Regions from separate parts of the Homo sapiens genome. Here region 1 is linked to region 2. A link is an interaction called in ENCODE POLR2A ChIA-PET data of the cell type or tissue named here. Cell type or tissue: endothelial cell of umbilical vein. All regions are shown on one strand.

The links. ChIA-PET counts read pairs that join two places held together with the same protein. Peaks named below come from ENCODE experiments on the same cell type or tissue, not always from the same donor. Only the 100,000 strongest peaks of a DNase experiment are listed, where the experiment ranks them.
Region 1: POLR2A ChIA-PET joins it to region 2 with 5 read pairs; 2 of 35 experiments call an interaction of 5 or more read pairs at or near these places.

The regions. Positions count from the first base shown.
Region 1 is chr14:22,687,293-22,691,292 of GRCh38, forward strand. No RefSeq gene overlaps it. Among named protein-coding and RNA genes, the nearest start is that of OR6J1, 45 kb to the left of the region's middle. In endothelial cell of umbilical vein, no CTCF peak of the experiment used is centred here; a DNase peak (open chromatin) is centred at 2,109; H3K27ac peaks cover 2,785 bases.
Region 2 is chr14:22,737,260-22,741,259 of GRCh38, forward strand. The region is part of intron 1 of OXA1L-DT (OXA1L divergent transcript); the gene reads right to left. Among named protein-coding and RNA genes, the nearest start is that of OXA1L-DT, 27 kb to the right of the region's middle. RefSeq lists an enhancer at 1-168. In endothelial cell of umbilical vein, no CTCF peak of the experiment used is centred here; DNase peaks (open chromatin) are centred at 2,402 and 2,932; H3K27ac peaks cover 2,652 bases.

The DNA.
Region 1 (4,000 bases), 50 kb before region 2:
TAGATGACCTGATGGAGCTGAAAAACACAGCATGAGAACTTTGTGAGGCATACACAAGTTTCAATAGCTGAATCAATCAAGCAGAAGAAAGGATATCAGTGATTGAAGATCGACTTAATGAAATAAAGCTTGAAGACAAGATTAGAGAAAAAGGAAAAAAAGGAATGAACAAAGCCTCCAAGAAATACAGGACTATGTGAAAACCAAATCTGTGTTTGATTGGTGTCCTGAAAGTGATGAGGAGAATGGAACCAAGTTGGAAAACACTCTTCAGGATTATTATCCAGGAGAACTTCCCCAACCTAGCAAGACAGGCCAACATTCAAATTCAGGAAATACAGAGAACACCACAAAGATACTCCTTGAGAAGAGCAACTCCAAGACACATAATTCTCAGATTCACCAAGGTTGAAATGAAGGAAAAAATTTTAAGGGCAGCCAGAGAGAAAGGTCGGGTTATCCACAAAGGGAAGCCCATCAGACTAACAGCAGATCTCTCTGCAGAAACTCTACAAGTCGGAAGAGAGTGGGGTCCAATATTCAACATTCTTAAAGAAAAGAATTTTCAACCCAGAATTTCATATCCAGCCAAACTAAGCTTCATAAGCGAAGGAGAAACACAATCCTTTACAGACAAGCAAATGCTGAGAGATTTTGTCACCACCAGGCCTGCCTTACAAGAGCTCCTGAAGGAAGCACTAAACGTGGAAAGGAGCAACTGGTACCAGCCACTGCAAAAACATACTAGATTGTAAAGAACATTGGCACAATGAAGAAACTGCATCAACTAATGGGCAAAACAACTAGCTAGCCTCATATTGACAGGATCAAATTCACACACAACAATTTTAACCTTAAACGTAAATGGGCTAAATGCGCCAATTAAAAGACACAGACTGGCAAATTGGATAAAGAGTCAAGACCCATTAGTGTGCTGTATTCAGGAGACCCATCTCATGTGCAAAGATACACATAGGCTCAAAATAAAGGGATGGAGGAATATTTACCAAGCAAATGGAAAGCAAAAAAAAGCACAAGTTGCAATCCTAATCTCTGATAAAACAGACTTTAAACCAACAAAGATCAAAAGAGACAAAGAAGGGCATTACATAATGGTAAAGGGATCAATGCAGCAAGAAGAGGTAACTATCCTAAATATATATGCACCCAATACAGAAGCACCCAGATTCATAAAGCAAGTTCTTAGAGACCTACAAAGAGACTTAGACTCCCACACAATAGTAATGGGAGACTTTAACACCCTACTGTCAATATTAGGCAGGTTAACGAGACAGAAAATTAACAAGGATATTCAGGACTAGAACTCAACTCTGGACCAAGCGGACCTATTAGACATCTATAGAACTCTCCACCCCAAATCAACAGAATATACATTCTGCTCAGCACCTCATTGCACTTATTCTAAAACTGATGACATAATTGGAAGTAAAACACTCCTCAGCAAATGTAAAAGAACAGAAATCACAACAAACTGTCTCTCAGACCACAGTGCAATCAAATTAGAACTCAGGATTAAGAAACTCACTCAAAACCACTCAACTACATGGAAACTGAACAACCTGCTCCTGAATGGCTACTGGGTAAATAACAAAATGAAAGCAGAAATAAAGATGTTCTTTGAAACCAATGAGAACAAAGACACAACATACCAGAATCTCTGGGACACATTTAAAGCAGTGTGTAGAGGGAAATTTATAGCATTAAATGCCTACAAAAGAAAGCAGAAAAGATCTAAAATTGACACCCTAACATCAAAGTTAAAAGAACTAGAGAAGCAACAGCTAACAAATTCAAAATCTAGCAGAAGACAAGAAATAACTAAGATCACAGCAGAACTGAAGGAGAGAGAGACACAAAAAACCCTTCAAAAAAATCAATGAATCCAGGAGCTGGTTTTTTGAAGAGATCAACAAATAGATAGACCACTAGCCAGACCATGCATTCAGACCATACCAACAGCTTTATAAGTTCTCTGGTACAATCTTGCCTGGTATGCATGCCCTTGAGTAATCCCTTTCACACTGAATGGGGCTGACTCATATAAGCAACAGGATATTGAGGATATGATGGTGTGTGCATTTCAAAGTTAGGTCATAAAAGTCATTGCACCTTCCAACTTGCTGTCTCTCAGATCACTCGCTCTGAAGGAAGCCAGCTGCCATGTCATGAGTCATGTAAGCAGCCCTGTGGAGAGTATTACTGTAAGTGAGCAAAATTCCTCACCTGTTATTTAAAGTAGATAAATCAAATTGCTTAAAGTAGATAAATCAAGAAATAGTAGTATAAACATATTATTTTGGAATAGTAGATATAACCACCTGTAATCCCAGCACTTTGAGAAGCTGAGGTGAGCAGATTGCTTGAGGTCAGGAGTTTGAGACCGGCCTGGGCAACATGACAAAACCCTGTCTCTCCAAAAAAAAAAAAATTAGATGGGTGTGGGTGCATGCACCTGTAATCCTAGCTATTTGGGAGACTGAGGTGGGCGGATCACTTGAGCCCACCAAGTCGAGGCTGCAGTGTGCTGAGATCACACCACTGCACTGCAGCCTGCATGACAGAGCAAGACCCTGTCTCAAAAAAAAAAAAAAGAATAGTACACATAACTAACACATGAATTTAAAACAAAATGGTGAAAAAATAATAAAATAATAATTTATTTAATTGATATAATCAATAAAAATTCCATTTGATATTAATAGTAATGGCAGCTCTACAGGTGAGACTATCAGAGATATCGTGGGACAAAATAGAAGGTAAAGGAAGGAAACTAACTATATTAAGCACCTATTTTGTGAGTAAAATGAGGTTCTGAGAGAAAGGGTAACCCAGCCAGCAGATTGCAGAGCCAGTGTATACATCCATATTTATCTGACTGTAAGGTCAAAGTCTTTTCCACTGTATCAAGTAATTGACCAAGAGACACTAGCTCTCAGAGCAGCAGAATGTTGCCACATTTTTATTGACAAAGAATTAATAACATAAATTATGTTTATATTGCAAAGTTTATTTAGGGAAATTTGATACTCCTTTTTACATTTTACATAAATTTATTGAGTTATAACACTGCCTGATGCCAGGTAAAGCAAATACACATCTGGGTTCAGAGACTCACGTGTGCAACAAATTTAACTTTCTGGATATTTTAAAAACTCAGCTTAATTTCCCTAGGTGCCTCATTAGCCTGATGGCAGAAATTAAATCTCAGGCAATTCTGGGTTCTCCCACAAGTACACTTTTCTTCAGAGTTGTGCTGAAGTTCTGAGGAGGATGGGAAGGGACTAGGAAATGGCCAGTCCTTTGCCCATCTATCCTCTGGCATTCTCCCACCCTGTCCCAGGTTGTCAGTCCACACAGGTGGCTGGTGCATCACTCCTCATTCTTCTCAGTGAGGTCCTTGAAGCTTGGGCAGCTCTCCCTGCTACTTCTTTACCTCTCTCAGGCACTCTATACCTCATTACTCTATTTCTGCACCTCTGAGCTGCAGAAAACTCCTTGATGCTCTTGAAAATCCCACCTGCCTAGAAACTTTATGTAGCCTCTTCTCCTCTGTGGTATTGCCATTGCCTGAAGGCCCTTTCCAGAAAGCAAATCACAAGTTTTTTCTGTTCTCAGACCCACAACTCTATGTGTGGTTCTATCATTTCCCCTTTCAGACTTGGCCAGGAATTAGGAAAGGCAAAGCACTATGCCCCTTTCTGGAGCCCCATTAGCTCTGAACTGTCCTTTCTTCTCTTTCAAGTCTCCTCTTTCTCCCTAGTGTGCAGAATCTGAGGAAGTAAAAAGGCATGTTCTGACCCATCAGCTTTTTTCCACTCCATGAGTCTTAAACTTCAGAAAAGCTTTACTCTTCCTTCTGCATCATTTCTTTCCCAGTCTACCTACCCAAATTGAGAGGAATAAGAAATACTCATAAAAAATCATGGTTTTCCACACAGTGGCTTATCAAAACAAAATCATGGTTAACATTTCAATCTAT
Region 2 (4,000 bases):
AGAAATGGCTGTCATGACTGCCTCCATGACTGCTTCTAATCATGCCTCCAGGCCTCCATGACTGCCTCCATGACTGACTCCATCTTGCTTCTAAGCCTCACAGGCTGACTGTCCTCACTCATGCCTGGGTGTGGCCAAACTAACCATGGGAGGAATTCAATTTATAGTTTAACTTGCAGGCAAGAATGATAATAATCCTTACCTAACACTAACCCCCTCCTTCCTTGCTCAGGGACTAAAAATGAATGATAGGCCATGAGATTAGGATTATGGGAGGAGCCTGAATTCTGCTAAGGATGTAAACATAGTTTCTATAACCACTTACTGCTCAGGAGTCATGTTGCCAGAGGTCACAATATTTGTGATTTCCCCAACTGCCCCATAACCATACAATATAGGCCGGACAATATAGGTGGTGGCTCACGCCTGTAATCCCAACACTTTGGGAGGCTGAGGTGGGAGGATCATGAGGTCAAGAGATCGAGACCATCCTGGCCAACATGGTGAAACCCCGTCTCTACTAAAAATACAAAAATTAGCTGGGTGTGATGGTGTGTGCCTATCGTCCCAGCTACTCTGGAGGCTGAGGCAGGGGAATCGCTTGAACCCAAGAGGCAGAGGTTGCAGTGAGCGGAGATCTTGCCACTGCACTCCAGCCTGGCAACAGAGTGAGACTCTGTCTCAAAAGAAAAAAAAAGGCCAGGCGCAGTGGCTCACGCCTGTAATCCCAGCACTTTGGGAGGCCAAGGCAGGCAAATCACCTGAGGTTGGGAGTTCCACACTAGCCTGACCAACATGGAGAAACCCCATCTCTACTAAAAATACAAAATTAGCCGGGTGTGGTGGCACATGCTTGTAATCCCAGCTACTCGGAAGGCTGAGGCAGGGGAATCGCTTGAACCCGGGAGGTGGAGGTTGCAGTGAGCTGAGATCGCATGACTGCACTCCAGCCTGGGCAACAAGAGTGAAACTCCATCTGAAAAAAAAAAAAATTACAATGTAATAGTGATGCTAGGACCTAAGATTGGTCTTTTAAGATGTTTTCCAGACTTTTGTATTCTATCTCATGACTCAACTGATCCTGCAGCCCTGACCCAGAGGTAGATTCAGCACACAAGGATTGTTTTCTGCATTCCTATGATTTTATCCCCAACCAGTCAGCAGCACCCACTCCTTAGCCCCTGCTCACCAAATTATCTACAAAAACCCTAGCCTCTGAGTTCTCAGGGAGGCTGATTTCAGTAATAATTCTGTTTTCCACATGCCTAGCCAAGTTTTAATTAAACTCTTTCTTTACTGCAACGCCATGGTCTCTGTGAATTGGTTTTGTCTGTATAGTAGGCAGGAGAAACCTGTTGGGCAATTACAAAACTTTTTCTGGAGTTTCACGGTAAAAAAAAAAAAAAAAAAAAAAAGGCCCTTTCAAAATCCATTAATGGTAGGAAAAGTAGAGTCTATGTATGTGAGAGATCCTATAAAGAGTTATCAAACTGAACTTGGGTTCGCTCACCCAGCACAGTAAAGTCAAACATCCACACCAAGTTTTTTGCAGTGGGAGAAAGGAGGGCATTTATTTGCAGGGCACCCAACAAGGAGAATCAGGCAGCTCACACTTAAGACCCAACCTCCCCAGTGGCTTACAGTTAATGGTTTTTTAAGGCAAGGAAACAGCGGTTATGGGCAAAAATCATAAATTGGGCCAGGTGCTGTGGCTCACACTTGTAATCCCAGCACTTTGGAATGCCGAGGCAGGTAGATCACCTGAGGTCAGGAGTTCAAGACCACCCTGGCCAACGTGAAAAAACCCCATCTCTACTAAAAGTACAAAAATTAGCCAGGTGTGGTGGCAGGCGCCTGTAATCCCCAGCTATTTGGAAGGCTGAGGCAGGAGAATCACTTGAACCAGGGAGGCAGAGGTTGCAGTGAGCCAAGATTGTGCCACTGCACTCCAGCCTGGGTGACAGAGTGAGACTCTGTCTCAAAAAAAAAAATCATAAATCAATACATGGAGGCCATACAGGACATCTCAAATCGGGGCTCACAGGCCACAGGTGAATTCAAAGATTTTTCTGATTTGCAATTGGTTAAGGAGGGAAAACTTTGTAAAAAATTTAGGATCAGCAGAAAAGAATGTTAGCTCTGGTTTATGGGCATGCTCCCTCCACACCCTTCAGGAAGAAATTTATAACAAAGAATGGTGGCCAGCATTCATTCCTCAGTTTCCCCCTTATCTGAGGTCTGCGTGCCAGAGGAGCCATTTGATGGAGGTCTGGGTTTCTGAAAAACAACTCAGGGATATATGTTAAGATGTTATCTTCAGTTTCTAAAGGAAACCAAACATCCTGTGACTTCAACTTCCTTGGCTATTGTTTTAAGCTACCATTCCCTTCTTGCTTATCAAGTTGTTCATTTACTTCTCAAGGCTAGCTAGGTGCCTGGAATTTCCCTTGAAGGAATTCAAGATTTTTCTTTATTTCCATGCTTTGTGGGGAAGGTCATCCCTGGCAGGCCCCCAAGAGGGGTCTTTGCTCCATCTCAGAGTCTATGTGTGACTGGAACTCTCATACATTGCTAGTGGGAGTGCAAAATGATATAATCACTTTAGAAAATACTCTAACCTTCTCTTATAAAGTTTAACATATACTTACCATACAAACCATCAAATCCCTTTTTAGATGTGTACCCAAAGAAAATGAAAATAGAGATCTACTCAAAGACTTGTATGCAGCTTTATTAATGATAGCCAAAAACTAGAAACAGCCCACATGTCCATCAACTAGTGAATAGATAAGCGTATGGTGGAAGACCCATACTATGGAATGCTCCTCAGCCATAAAAAGGAACAAATTAACATATAATCTAGGTAAACTGACACCCATTTTACTTGGGAGGAATATGGCCTTCTAGTGAGAATGAGTAATGAAGGTGTGATATTGAAGAGTTGGCCCAGCTGTCCTCATGCACTGCTGTCCACTCTATCATTCATAGCCTTCTTCAGCCTCAGTTCCTGTTTTTTTAAAATAAGAACAACGTTCATCTCAACACATAAAACTGGCAAAATAGTAATAACTATGTTGTAGAGAATTCAGAAAACTGATGCTCTCCAACAGCTAGTGTGATCCTCAGGAGCGCAGTCTAGGAATGGGAAAAAAAAGCCTTAAAATGTGCAGACCTCCTGACCCAGCCATTTCACTTTTAGGCAATTTCCCTAAGACTATAATCACTTATGATGAAAATATTGGTCCTAGTGACATTGACAAAGTTACTCATTTTATCTGATGTATATTTGTTTCAGAAAAATAATGCCAATATTATTAGTAATAATAAAACTATGACCTACATAAACAAAAAAACTTTGTGTTATCTCACTTAAACCTCAAAACAGCCTGATGTGATACTTACAGATTTCACAGGTGAGGAAAATGTTGTGCCTAATGACACATATCTGGTAAGTATATCCTTAGTCATCAGGATGCAAACCTTGACTGTCTGAGACAATCCTCACTGTTAGCCACTGTCTTACACAGCCAGATATACAAGGCCTGGGCAATTGTACCCACTGTTAGAAATTCAGATAACTATGTTTTAGAGACTGCTAGTAATGACTATATCAAACAAATCAATACATTGAACATTAATTCTTTTTTTTTTTTTTGAGATGGAGTCTCGCTCTGTCGCCCAGGCTAGAGTGCAGTGGTGCGATCTTGGCTCACTGCAAGCTCCGCCTCCCGGGTTCACGCCATTCTCCTGCCTCAGCCTCCCAAGTAGCTGGGACTACAGGTGCCCGCCACCACGCCCGGCTAATTTTTTGTATTTTAGCAGAGACGGGGTTTCACCGTGTTAGCCAGGATAGTCTTGATCTCCTGACCTCGTGATCCGCCCGCCTCAGCCTCCCAAAGTGCTGGGATTACAGCCGTGAGCCACCGTGCCTGGCCGAACATTAATTCTTGAATTTGCTCATTGCTGTTCCCTATTTACAGATATGAGCCAAAGTGTAACT